Linked DNA regions of Homo sapiens: region 2 is linked to region 1. Evidence: read pairs that join two places in POLR2A ChIA-PET (ENCODE). Cell type or tissue: MCF 10A. All regions are shown on one strand. Each heading gives the region's core, and the rest is flanking DNA. Links, peaks and the distances in the headings are about the cores only. Region 1 overlaps FAM13B (family with sequence similarity 13 member B). Region 2 overlaps FAM13B (family with sequence similarity 13 member B).

Region 1 (5,381 bases), core at 234-5,233:
TTAATAACGTTTTTGAACAGAATGCCTAACTGGTTTTAGGGAAATGTTTTTGGTATCTTTGGCTTTGTGTTATGTGTATGGTTTGTTCTGACTGTGCTGTGTGTTCACTTTAGTATTTTTTGCCATTTTTTCCATTTTATTAGCGTCATGCCCTATCACTTTTCCCCTCATTGATTTCAAAACAATGCATCTGCAGAGAGATGGGGAGGGTAAGTATGGTTCACCATAGTTTAGTTTTTTTGCCTTTTATGGTTCACTTTGTTTGTCTTTTTATTAAGCCCTTCTCCTGCTGTCCCCATATCTTAGGAAAACTGTTCTGGGTTCAAAGTGAACCCAGAAAAAATTGCTATTACTTTTGTCTTTTCTTAAAATAGGATATTTCTCATAAAATGTTTACTACCAGTTACTTATTTGCTGGGGCACAGGTACAAGGGTTGCTTTGAAAATCACTTTATTGTTGGGTTTATTGTGGGATTGCACGCTTTGTACCCAATTTTTAATTCTCAGATTGATCTGGGCTTCAAAAACAAACTAAATTATGTTCTTATTATTTTGAAAGGAAAGGTAATGCTTTAAATTGCTAATGCATAAAGTTAAACTAAATTACTAAAGCAGCGATCTTAGCTATTGTGTGAGGAAAAAGAAAACATCACTCTTGAATTTTGACACTGTCAAGCCCTCTTTGCATTCATTTTCGCTATTGCTAATAGCCAATAGCATCAAAATTTTTAAGTGTAGTTACTTAAAAAAAAGCTGCCGGGCGTGGTGGCTCACGCTTGTAATCCTAGCACTTTGGGAGGCCGAGGCAGGCGGATCACTTGAGGTCAGGAGTTCGTAACCAGCCTGGCCAACATGGTGAAACCCCATCTCAACTAAAAATACAAATATTAGCCAAACATGGTAGCAGGCGCCTGTAACACCAGCTCCTTGGGAGGCTGAGGCAGGAGAATCGCTTGAACCCAGGAGGCAGAGGTTGCAGTGAGTCAAGATCGTGCCACTGCACTCCAGCCTGGGTGACAGAGCAAGACTCCATCTCTAAAAAAATAAATAAATAAATAAAAAGCTAATGTGTAGATGGGAATTTTTTCTTTCCCTCCTGTGCTTAATGTTGTATTTGGGGTATATTTGTGGATTGTGTGTATGATCTGTATGTGTTCTATATGTAATCAAACATTATATTTGCAAAGACATCAAATGTATTAACATAGCTTTCATTTGAGGGCATACAGGATAACTGCAGTAAAGTAAATGTGCTTAAGAAGGCCTAGTGCTATTAAGTTTTGTCTTAGTAACACTGTTGGGTATTATTAAAATATATATTATACATAGGAATCCTGTAGCAGAAGATAACCATCACAGTTTAATGTTAGAGGCCAGGTGCTGTCAGGTGAATTAGCTCCTCCTTTGGGAATATTAGAATTCTTCTAAAGTCAGAGAACTCCATTTGGTGAGTGTTCCATGTAACATGGGGAACAGCTCCCACTTTTTCTTAATATAGCTATTTGACAGTGAGGGACAGGTCATACACCTGACATCATTTGGCTTTTAAATTAAATTTCTAAGAAAGAACTGTTCAGTTCTTGCTGTTTCTGGTTTTCCCCTACTTGAAAACTAACATTTGTAAATAAAACATCTTTTGAAAAGTTCAGAATTATATTAAATAACATCTTTAGAATTAAATTGAGTTTTAAAGAGCTTGACAATGTCCTTTCTTGCTTTGCCACTGGGTTCAGAAATTTAAATTTATATGGAAATAGAACTCTGGGCTGGGCACAGTGGCTCATGCCTGTAATCCCTGCACACTGAGAGGCTGAGATGGGAGGATCACTTGAGCCTAGCAGTTCAAGACCAGCCTGGCCAACATAGTGAGACCTCGTCTCTACCAACAACAAAAAAAAGAAAATTAGTCAGGCGTAGTGGCAAGCGCCTGTAGTCCCAGCTACTCGGGAGGCTAAGGTGGGAGGATTGCTTGAGCCTAGAAGGTCGAGGCTGCAGTGAGCCACCATCATGACACTGAATTCCAGAGCCTGGGCAGCAGAGCGAGACCTTATCTCAAAAAAAAAAAATTGAACTCTGGACTAAAAAGTGAAGCTTGAATAATTTTAAACTATAGTAGGCTTTATGAAGATTATATATATATATATATACACACACACATGTATGTGTGTGTGTGTGTGTGTATGTGTGTATGTATATATGAACCACTACATAATGATATGATTTAAGGAACACATAGCTGATATTTTGTGACTTTTTTCCCACGTGGAATCAAGAGACCCATGGTACTATTCTTTGTGTTTGTTTTATAGAGCCATTTCCTGCTTTTAAGTCTTGGCAGGAGGACTCTGAGTCTGGAGAAGCTCAGCTGTCTCCACAAGCTGGAAGAATGAATCATCACCCCTTGGAAGAGGACTGTCCTCCAGTATTATCACACCGCAGTTTAGATTTTGGTCAAAGCCAGCGTTTCCTACATGATCCAGAAAAGTTGGATTCCTCATCTAAAGCACTGTCTTTTACTAGGTATATGATTTTTATGTACTTACAAGAGGCAATTCCTATTATGTACCCAAGTCTTTTGAGAGATTTAGTCTTCCAGCCTGGGCTTCAATAGTGAAACTCCATCTCAAAAAAAAAAAAAAAAAAAGAGAGAGATTGAGTCTTCTAGACATAGAATTCAGAGCTTTCTCACTGATTTTATAGAGCACATTTTTGTAAGTTTTGGTTTTTTTTGACCCTGCTGAGTTCAGTGAGGTGTAGCGTTTGAAGTTTGCTCTCAAATAGACATTTTCTCGTGGTGTATTATTCATTTATTTATGTATTCATCGCTGAAATACAGAGCTCTGTAAAGGAAGCAGCAAATGGTGCTGAGCAGTTCCTAATCTTTTTTTATCAAAGCTTTAAATGGATCTGAATGTCAAAAACTTTGTTATGCAGTTTGAACAGTTACAAGAGCTCTGAGCTGCTAGGTATCTTTGTTTCTTTGCTGCCTTTGTCCAAACCAGTTTTAAATGATTCCAAACTGTTTTCATCACCACTTGTATTAGCTAAATTTGTGGTCTGTAACATTACAGTGTTTCTTTATACTACCTGTCCTTTAGTGTTAGGGACTTATTTTTACCTTTAAGATTTACTTATTGCTAATAGTGCCATGTCAGGGCAATAAGAGATACAGTGTTGGTACTTGAAAATTTAACAGTGTTGGCCTTTTGTTTTAATTCAGAATTCGAAGATCATCCTTTAGTTCAAAAGATGAAAAGAGAGAGGACAGAACACCTTATCAGCTGGTCAAGAAACTTCAGAAGAAAATCAGACAATTTGAGGAACAGTTTGAAAGGGAAAGAAATAGCAAGGTAGGTTTGTAGCATTCCCCAGAGTGAGCTTAATCTAATATTAGAACTGAGAGGATAGTTTTTCAAAAGCATTAGTTTAGATCTGTGTGAGAAAGGTAACAAATCTGAGATACCCGGAGGAACAGTGATCATGTAGATCTGAGATTATATAACTCCTTGGTCTCCTGACTTCCAGGCCAGTATTCTTGCCATTTGCACCGTGGCATCTTTATATTTCCACTGGCAAAGCAGCTTTTAGAATTTTTAAAGCAAATACTTTACATTGACAAATCATGTTACTGCTATTTCTGCTCTATCAAAAACTACAAGTACCAAGTGGGGAGGAGAGGGAGTTTGTGAGGGATGGAGTGGAGGAGGGGAAAGAGAATTTTAATAGTTAGAACATATGAAGTGGAAAGAGTCCTGTACTTGGAGTCAGAAGACCCATATTCAAATCTGGCTTCTGCCAGTTACGAGACCTTACCTTGGGAGAACTTGACTTAATATCCTGCCCTATCTAATTAAAATAAGATGAAATGAGAATTGAGCAGTCTTTGCTGTGGGAATTGTAAAATACTATTTGGACATAAATTAATGTAACTATTGCTTATCACAAGTGTCAGTGATTCTGCTCCATAATTTTTCAGCCCTCCTACAGTGATATTGCTGCCAATCCAAAGGTATTAAAATGGATGACAGAGCTTACAAAACTGCGGAAGCAAATTAAAGGTATATTATGTGCCATTTTGTAATATATTTGCATTTTAAAAATTTTTTTATATTAATGTCTGAGAATCACAAATACAACTTTTGATAATTTTAAATCTTGGGCACTGTTTGACAAAAATAAAAGTTACCTTTTTTTGTTTTATTAGGGTCAAAATTGCATACTGTAGTACTGTGTTATAGTACAGTACTGTAGTTCTGTATTATATTTTAAATGTCTTTTTTGTGTTTTTATTAGTAATATCTTTTTGAAAGATACCTGAGATTGTATATTAATAAGTGAACTGATGTTATAAAGTTTATCTAAAATATATTTCAGATATTAAGCAGCTTTGAGTTTTGTTGGATATTTCATTAAGATTTTTTGGTAGGTATTTTCATCTAAGACTAAGAATGTCTAATCACAGTGACTCGTTTATACCACAAAGACTAAATTGTAACTCTTGAATGATAAACTAGGCATTGCATTTCTGGGTGTCAAACCAGTATAGTAATTGTTGAAGTATATTTAGTTTGTGGATGTTTAGTGAGTATGTGTTTTAATAATTATTACTTTAAAAATTATGCAAAATAGGGGTTTATTATCTGGAGCATCACTTTGGTTTAAATTTACTCAATAAAGTTTTTATTTTTATTTTTATTTCTAATTTTTTCGAGACAGAGTCTCACTCTGTTGTCCAGGCTGGAATTCAGTGACGCCATCTCAGCTCACTGCAACCTCTGCCTCCTGGGTTCAAGTGATTCTTGTGCCTTAGCCTCCCGAGTAGCTGGGATTACAGGTGCACGCCACCAAGCCCAGCTAATTTTTGTAATTTTAGTAGGGATGGGGTTTTGCCATGTTGCCCAGGCTGGTCTCGAACTCTTGGGCTCAAGCGATCCCCCTGCCTCAGCCTCCCAAAGTGCTGGGATTATAGGTGTGAGCCACTGCACCTGGCCTATAAAAATAAAAAAATATATATTTTTTATTTTTTTGAGACAGAATCTTGCTCTGTCATCGAGGTTGAAGTGTGGTAGCATGGTCATGGCTCACTGCAGCCTTGAACTGGTGAGCTCAAGTGATCCTTCCACCTCAGCCTCAAGAGTAGCTAGGACTACAGACATGCACTGCCACACCCAGGTAATTTTTTAAAATTTTGTATAGAGTTGGGGTCTTGCTTTGTGCCTGGATTGGTCTCAAACTTCTGGCCTTCAGCAGTTCTCCCACCTCGGTCTTGCAAAGTGTGGGGATTACAAGTATGAGCCACCGTGCCCAGCCCAGTAAAGTGTTAAGTATTTCTGAGGTACTAAATACTTTGTAGACAACTAGGGATATAGCAGTGAACAAGA
Region 2 (5,381 bases), core at 214-5,213, 58 kb before region 1:
TTTGTGGAAGACAGTTTTTCCACTGATGGAGAGGAGGAATGGTTTTGGGATGAAACTGTTCCAACTCAGATCATTAGGCATCAGATTCTCATAAAGAATGTACATCTAGATCCCTTGCATGCATAGTTCACAGTAGCATTCTTGCTCCTATGAGAATCTAATGCCGCCACTGATCTGACTTGCTGCTCACCTCCTGCTGTATGGCCCAGTTCCTAACAGGCCACAGACTGGTCTGCAGCCCCGGCTGGGGACCCTTGCTCCAGATACTGAGAACTCAGCACTGAAAAAAACTAGATGAAAATCTCTGCCCTCATGGCTGGGCGTGGGGACTCACGCCTGTAATCCCAGCACTTTGGGAGGCTGAGGCGGGAGGATCACTTGAGCCTAGGAGTTCTAGACCAGTCTGGGCAACATAGGGAGACCCTGTTGTTACAGAAACTTCAAAAAATAGCCAGCTGTGGTGGCATTTGCTTGTGGTTCTAGTTACCTAGGAAGTTGACGTGGGAGGATCGCTTGGGCCTGGGAGGTTGAGGCTGTGGTGGGCCTCAGTGATCATGCCACTGCACTCCAGCCTGGAGCGACAGCCTGTCTCAAAGAAAAAAATATCTCTGCGCTCACAGAACTAAAATGCTATAGGGGATAAGGGAAGATGGTAAAGTAGATGATAAAAATAAACATATGGATAGGTATGCTAGACATTAAGTGCCACAGAGCTGGAGAGAATGTTAGGTAGAATTTGTCAAGTGTTGGTATCTTCATTATATTGATAATATTAAGTGCTTGCATTTTTGATATGTGATTTCTATAATAATTTTCTGCTGAATGCTTAGGTTGTTAAAATTTCTCATCAGTTATAGGTCCAGTGATTTAAACATTAATCCAGGGACTATTCTGTCTGATTTTAAAATTGAAGTACTGGTACATTTGAATGGACAGCTGGTAATATTACAAAGTATAGAAGAGTTGTTATTGGTTGCATTTTAAATTTTAAGTAAAACTCATGTGACTGTAGCCTTTCCTGATAAACTTAAAATTTTTTTTTTTTTTTTGGAGATGGAGTCTTGCTCTGTCCCCCAGGCTGGAGTGCAGTGGTGCAATCTCGGCTCACTGCAAGCTCTGCCTCCTGGGTTCACGCCATTCTCCTGCCTCAGTCTCCTGAGTAGCTGGGACTACAGGCACCCGCCAACACACCCAGCTAATTTTTTGTATTTTTAGTAGAGATGGGATTTCACTGTGTTAGCCAGGATGGTCTCGATCTCCTGACCTTATGATCCACCTGTCTCGGCCTCCCAAAGTGCTGGGATTACAGGCGTGAGCCACCGCGCCCAGCCTTTTTTTTTTTCTTTTTGAGACAGGGTCTCACTCTGTCACCCAGGCTGAAGTGCAGTGGCACGATCTCGGCTTACTGCAACCACTGCCTCCCAGGCTCAAGCCATCCTCTCACCTCAGCCTCCTGAGTAGCTGGGAGCACATGTGTGTGCCAGTACACTCAGCTAATTTTTGTATTTTTGGTAGAACGGGGTTTCGTGATGTTGCCCAGGCTGGACTCGAACTCCTGAGCTCAGGTGATGCGCCTGTCTCAGCCTCTCAAAGTGCTGGGATTACAGGCATGAGCCACCATACAAGGCCAAATTTTTTTTTTTTTGAATCAACATAGTACTGGAGTCCTATTTCCTGATAAACTTTTTAGACTAGTGTTATTTTGCAGAGATAGTTAATATCATGACCGTAACCTTTTACCAGGAGTTTTTCAGTAAAATAATTTTAAGAACCTGCGGAAAAATACAAAATGAAACATAATTTAATTGATTTTTACTCATGTAGCACAATAAATCACTTCATTTCGAGAGGACCTCTGAGCACTTATTTCTCCCAAATGGGATCCTCACCAATTAGTGGAATGAATACGGGTCTAGTTTCTGTTAATGAAAACTCATTGACACGATAAATACAAGGCCTAACTTGTGTGATAAAGTTTACTTGATAAGCAGAAACCAACATGAATTTAGAGGAGAAAAACAGACGAGAAATGAAAGACCTTTTAATTTAGTTATACTGATATTGCTGAAGTTAATTGTTTATTTTAGGACGCCAGGAGAAGAAAATCACACTGTTACCTTTTTCTTTCCTTCTTTTTACTTTCATCTAAGCTGAAAGGTATCACTGATACTATTAGCCCCTCAAATTGCATCTCTGCTTTGCTCACTAGTGGTTTGTATTGTCTGGCATGGCCAGTGCATTTTGACTTCTTATAGTTGGCACTAGTGTGGAAACACAGGTACAGTCATGCTGGAGACAGTAGGATGAGAATTAAAAAAAAAAAAAAAAAAAAAAGAGAATTGGGGCCAATGAGTAATAGATGAGGAAAACATCCTCCAGCAATTAAGGGATTGAGTTCCTTTTTTCCAGCTCCTCTTCTCCACCTCTTCTCCATTTCATAAGTGAAATACAAAGCCCTAAGGCATTTGGCCCCAGTAGAGGAAGTGAAGAGGTTTTGAATTGTTGTATTAAAAAGGTGATGTGGGTGGAGTAATGTGAACCTGGCAAAATATCAGAGCTTTGCTTTTTCCTTTATTGAAAAAAACCTGTTATTATTGTTTTATAGATTATAATAATGAAGATGAATTTGGAAGAAAGTTGAGGTTCCTCTTGCAACAGCTTCCACCTGTTAATTATAGTTTGTTAAAGTTTCTGTGTAGATTTTTAGCCAATGTAGCATCACATCATGAAGAAATTTGGTCCGCAAATTCTTTGGCTGCTGTCTTTGGTCCAGATGTCTTCCAGTAAGTTGTTTAAAAAATTTTTGTTTAATTTTTAAAAATTAGATATGTGAGGCCGGGCACGGTGGCTCATGCCTGTAATCCCAGCACTTTGGGAGGCTGATGCGGGCGGATCACAAGGTCAGGAGATTGAGACCATCCTGGCTAACACGGTGAAACCCCGTCTCTACTAAAAATAAAAAAACTAGCTGGGCATGGTGGCGGGTGCCTGTAGTCCCAGCTGCTCGGGAGGCTGAGACAGGAGAATGGCGTGAACCCGGGGAGGCGGAGCTTGCAGTGAGCCGAGATCGCGCCAATGCACTCCAGCCTGGGTGACAGAGCGAGACTCCATCTCATAAAAAAAAAAAAGAAAAATTAGATATGTGAAATGGAATCATTATATTGTCTCCCAAGGATCGCAGGTTGCTTGATGAACAATTATTTTTTATAGTAGATATGATTAATTCTTACAGCATTTTTGTGAACAGGGTACAAATTAGGTAGGTTTTACAGATGGGAGAATGGAAGCACAGAATGGTAACATAAATTGCCCATGTTCATAAAGTATCTCATTGGTTGTCTTCTACCTTTACCTGTGATTGATTTAAGAACTCTCAATTCAATTTGGACTTCTATTCTTAGCATTTACACAGATGTGGAAGACATGAAAGAGCAAGAAATAGTGAGCAGGATAATGGCTGGACTTCTGGAAAACTACTATGAGTTTTTTGAGAATGAAGAGGAAGATTTTTCATCTAATGATTTGAGTTCAATTACTGAACAGGTGAGAATATTCTATTTGGAGGGATAATTTTTTTTTTTTTTTTTTTTTTTAAGAATAATATGCTCTTAAAGACTTGCCACAGACATAAGTGGAATTTAAATCTGACCTGGAAGTAATTATCTTGGTTATTATATGTAATCAGTAGGTGGCACATTCATGATTTTTTTCCTGAACAACATCCTGTCCTCCATAATTTGATTAATAAGGAAAAGGCATTAAAATTAGAGTATATGGTAGAGATTTTTTGTTTCTTTTCCTATTGTTTATTTTGTAAGGATAATGCAGTGTTTTGGTTTTTTGCAGAGAAACTGCTAGCATAGAGGAATATAGGCAAGGGGTGAGAAATTTAAAGTAGAGGGAAAGATTCGGTACACATTTTTAAAAATTTGAAGTTTTTCTTCAATAATAGAGCAAATCAACACAATAGTATAATTGTCACTAATGGGAAGCATCTGGATATTAATAGTTTAAGTGGCAGGTAATTTTTAAATTCTGGTGACTCTAGAATATTAAAATCTCTTTCTGAGGTTACATTATAATCTTTTAAAAAATTGTTTTATTATTTATAGAGACAGGGTCTTCTTATGTCGCCCAGGTTGGTCTTGAACTCTTGGCCTCAAGCAGTCCTCCTGCCTTGGCCTTCCAAAGTGTTGGTATTACAGGTGTTAGCCACCACACCTGGCCCCACAAAATGATTTTAAAAAGTGTGATATAACATGTTAAAATAGGCCAGGCGTGGTGGCTCATGCCTGTAATCCCAGCACTGTGGGAGGCTGAGGTGGGTGGATCAGCTGAGGTCAGGGGTTTGAGACCAGCCCGGCCAACATGGTGAAACACTGTCTGTACTAAAAATATAAAAATTAGCCAGGCATAGGGGCATGTGCCTGTAATCCCAGCTACTGGAGAGGCTGAGGCAGGAGAATTGCTTGAACCTGGGAGGCGGAGGTTGCAGTGAGCCAAGATCGTAGCACTGCACTTCAGCCTGACCGACAGAGCAAGACTCCATCTTAAAAACAAACAAACAAAAATGTTGAAATAATAGTATCTCTGTACCAAAAAGGTGTGAACTGAATAAGTTTTTATTCTCAGTTTTAAAAGCCTTCTTTAAAAATTTTTTTTGATATTTTGCTGTTGTGCCCAGGCTTTTATTAATCAACCACAATAATTCCCACCCCTGCCCCAACCCTTTTTTTTTTTTTTTTTTTGAGACAGTCTCGCTCTGTCGCCCAAGCTGGAGTGCAATGGTGTGATCTTGGCTCACTGCAACCCCTGTCTCCCAGGTTCAAGCAATTCTCCTGCCCCAGCCTCTCGAGTAGCTGGGATGACAGGCGCTCGCCACCATGCCTGGCTAATTTTTGTATTTTTAGTAGAGACAGGCTTTCGCCATGTTGGCCAGACTCGTCTCGAACTCCAGGCCTCGGGTGATCCACCCACCTCTACCTCCCAAAGTGCTGGGGTTACAAGCATGAGCCACTGCACCTGGTCCCCTTTTATACTTCTGAAAACTTTTTTTTTTTTTGGCCAGTGTTTCCTTGCTTAGATTACCAGATGGATATTAAGTACATCCTCTCAACTTTCACTAGTTAATAAAATACGTAGATGGGGAAAGAGGATAATTTCCCATTAGATCTACTTTAAAACCTGATCTATCATTTGAGATTTTCACCTTTGTGTTGAAATCTTACCTCTCAGTTAATCACTTAGGCCAGTGATTTTTCAGTCCTTTTCATTAGCATTATACATGATGTGGGATAGACTAGGAAAGACATTTATAAACACAACGAATTATACAGAATCTGCTGCATGTACTTTACATGTGAACTTAATGGTTCACTAAC

The links. ChIA-PET counts read pairs that join two places held together with the same protein. Peaks named below come from ENCODE experiments on the same cell type or tissue, not always from the same donor. Only the 100,000 strongest peaks of a DNase experiment are listed, where the experiment ranks them.
Region 2: POLR2A ChIA-PET joins it to region 1 with 5 read pairs; 6 of 35 experiments call an interaction of 5 or more read pairs at or near these places.

The regions. Positions count from the first base shown.
Region 1 is chr5:137,951,305-137,956,685 of GRCh38, reverse strand. It overlaps FAM13B (family with sequence similarity 13 member B), which reads left to right. Exons shown (of 24, transcript NM_001385994.1): 14 at 144-209; 15 at 2,310-2,520; 16 at 3,221-3,350; 17 at 3,977-4,058. Among named protein-coding and RNA genes, the nearest start is that of PKD2L2, 65 kb to the right of the region's middle. RefSeq lists a silencer at 2,279-2,479. In MCF 10A, for the core only: no CTCF peak of the experiment used is centred there; a DNase peak (open chromatin) is centred at 2,375.
Region 2 is chr5:138,009,170-138,014,550 of GRCh38, reverse strand. It overlaps FAM13B (family with sequence similarity 13 member B), which reads left to right. Exons shown (of 24, transcript NM_001385994.1): 5 at 2,606-2,783; 6 at 3,402-3,543. Among named protein-coding and RNA genes, the nearest start is that of FAM13B-AS1, 21 kb to the left of the region's middle. In MCF 10A, for the core only: no CTCF peak of the experiment used is centred there; a DNase peak (open chromatin) is centred at 2,400.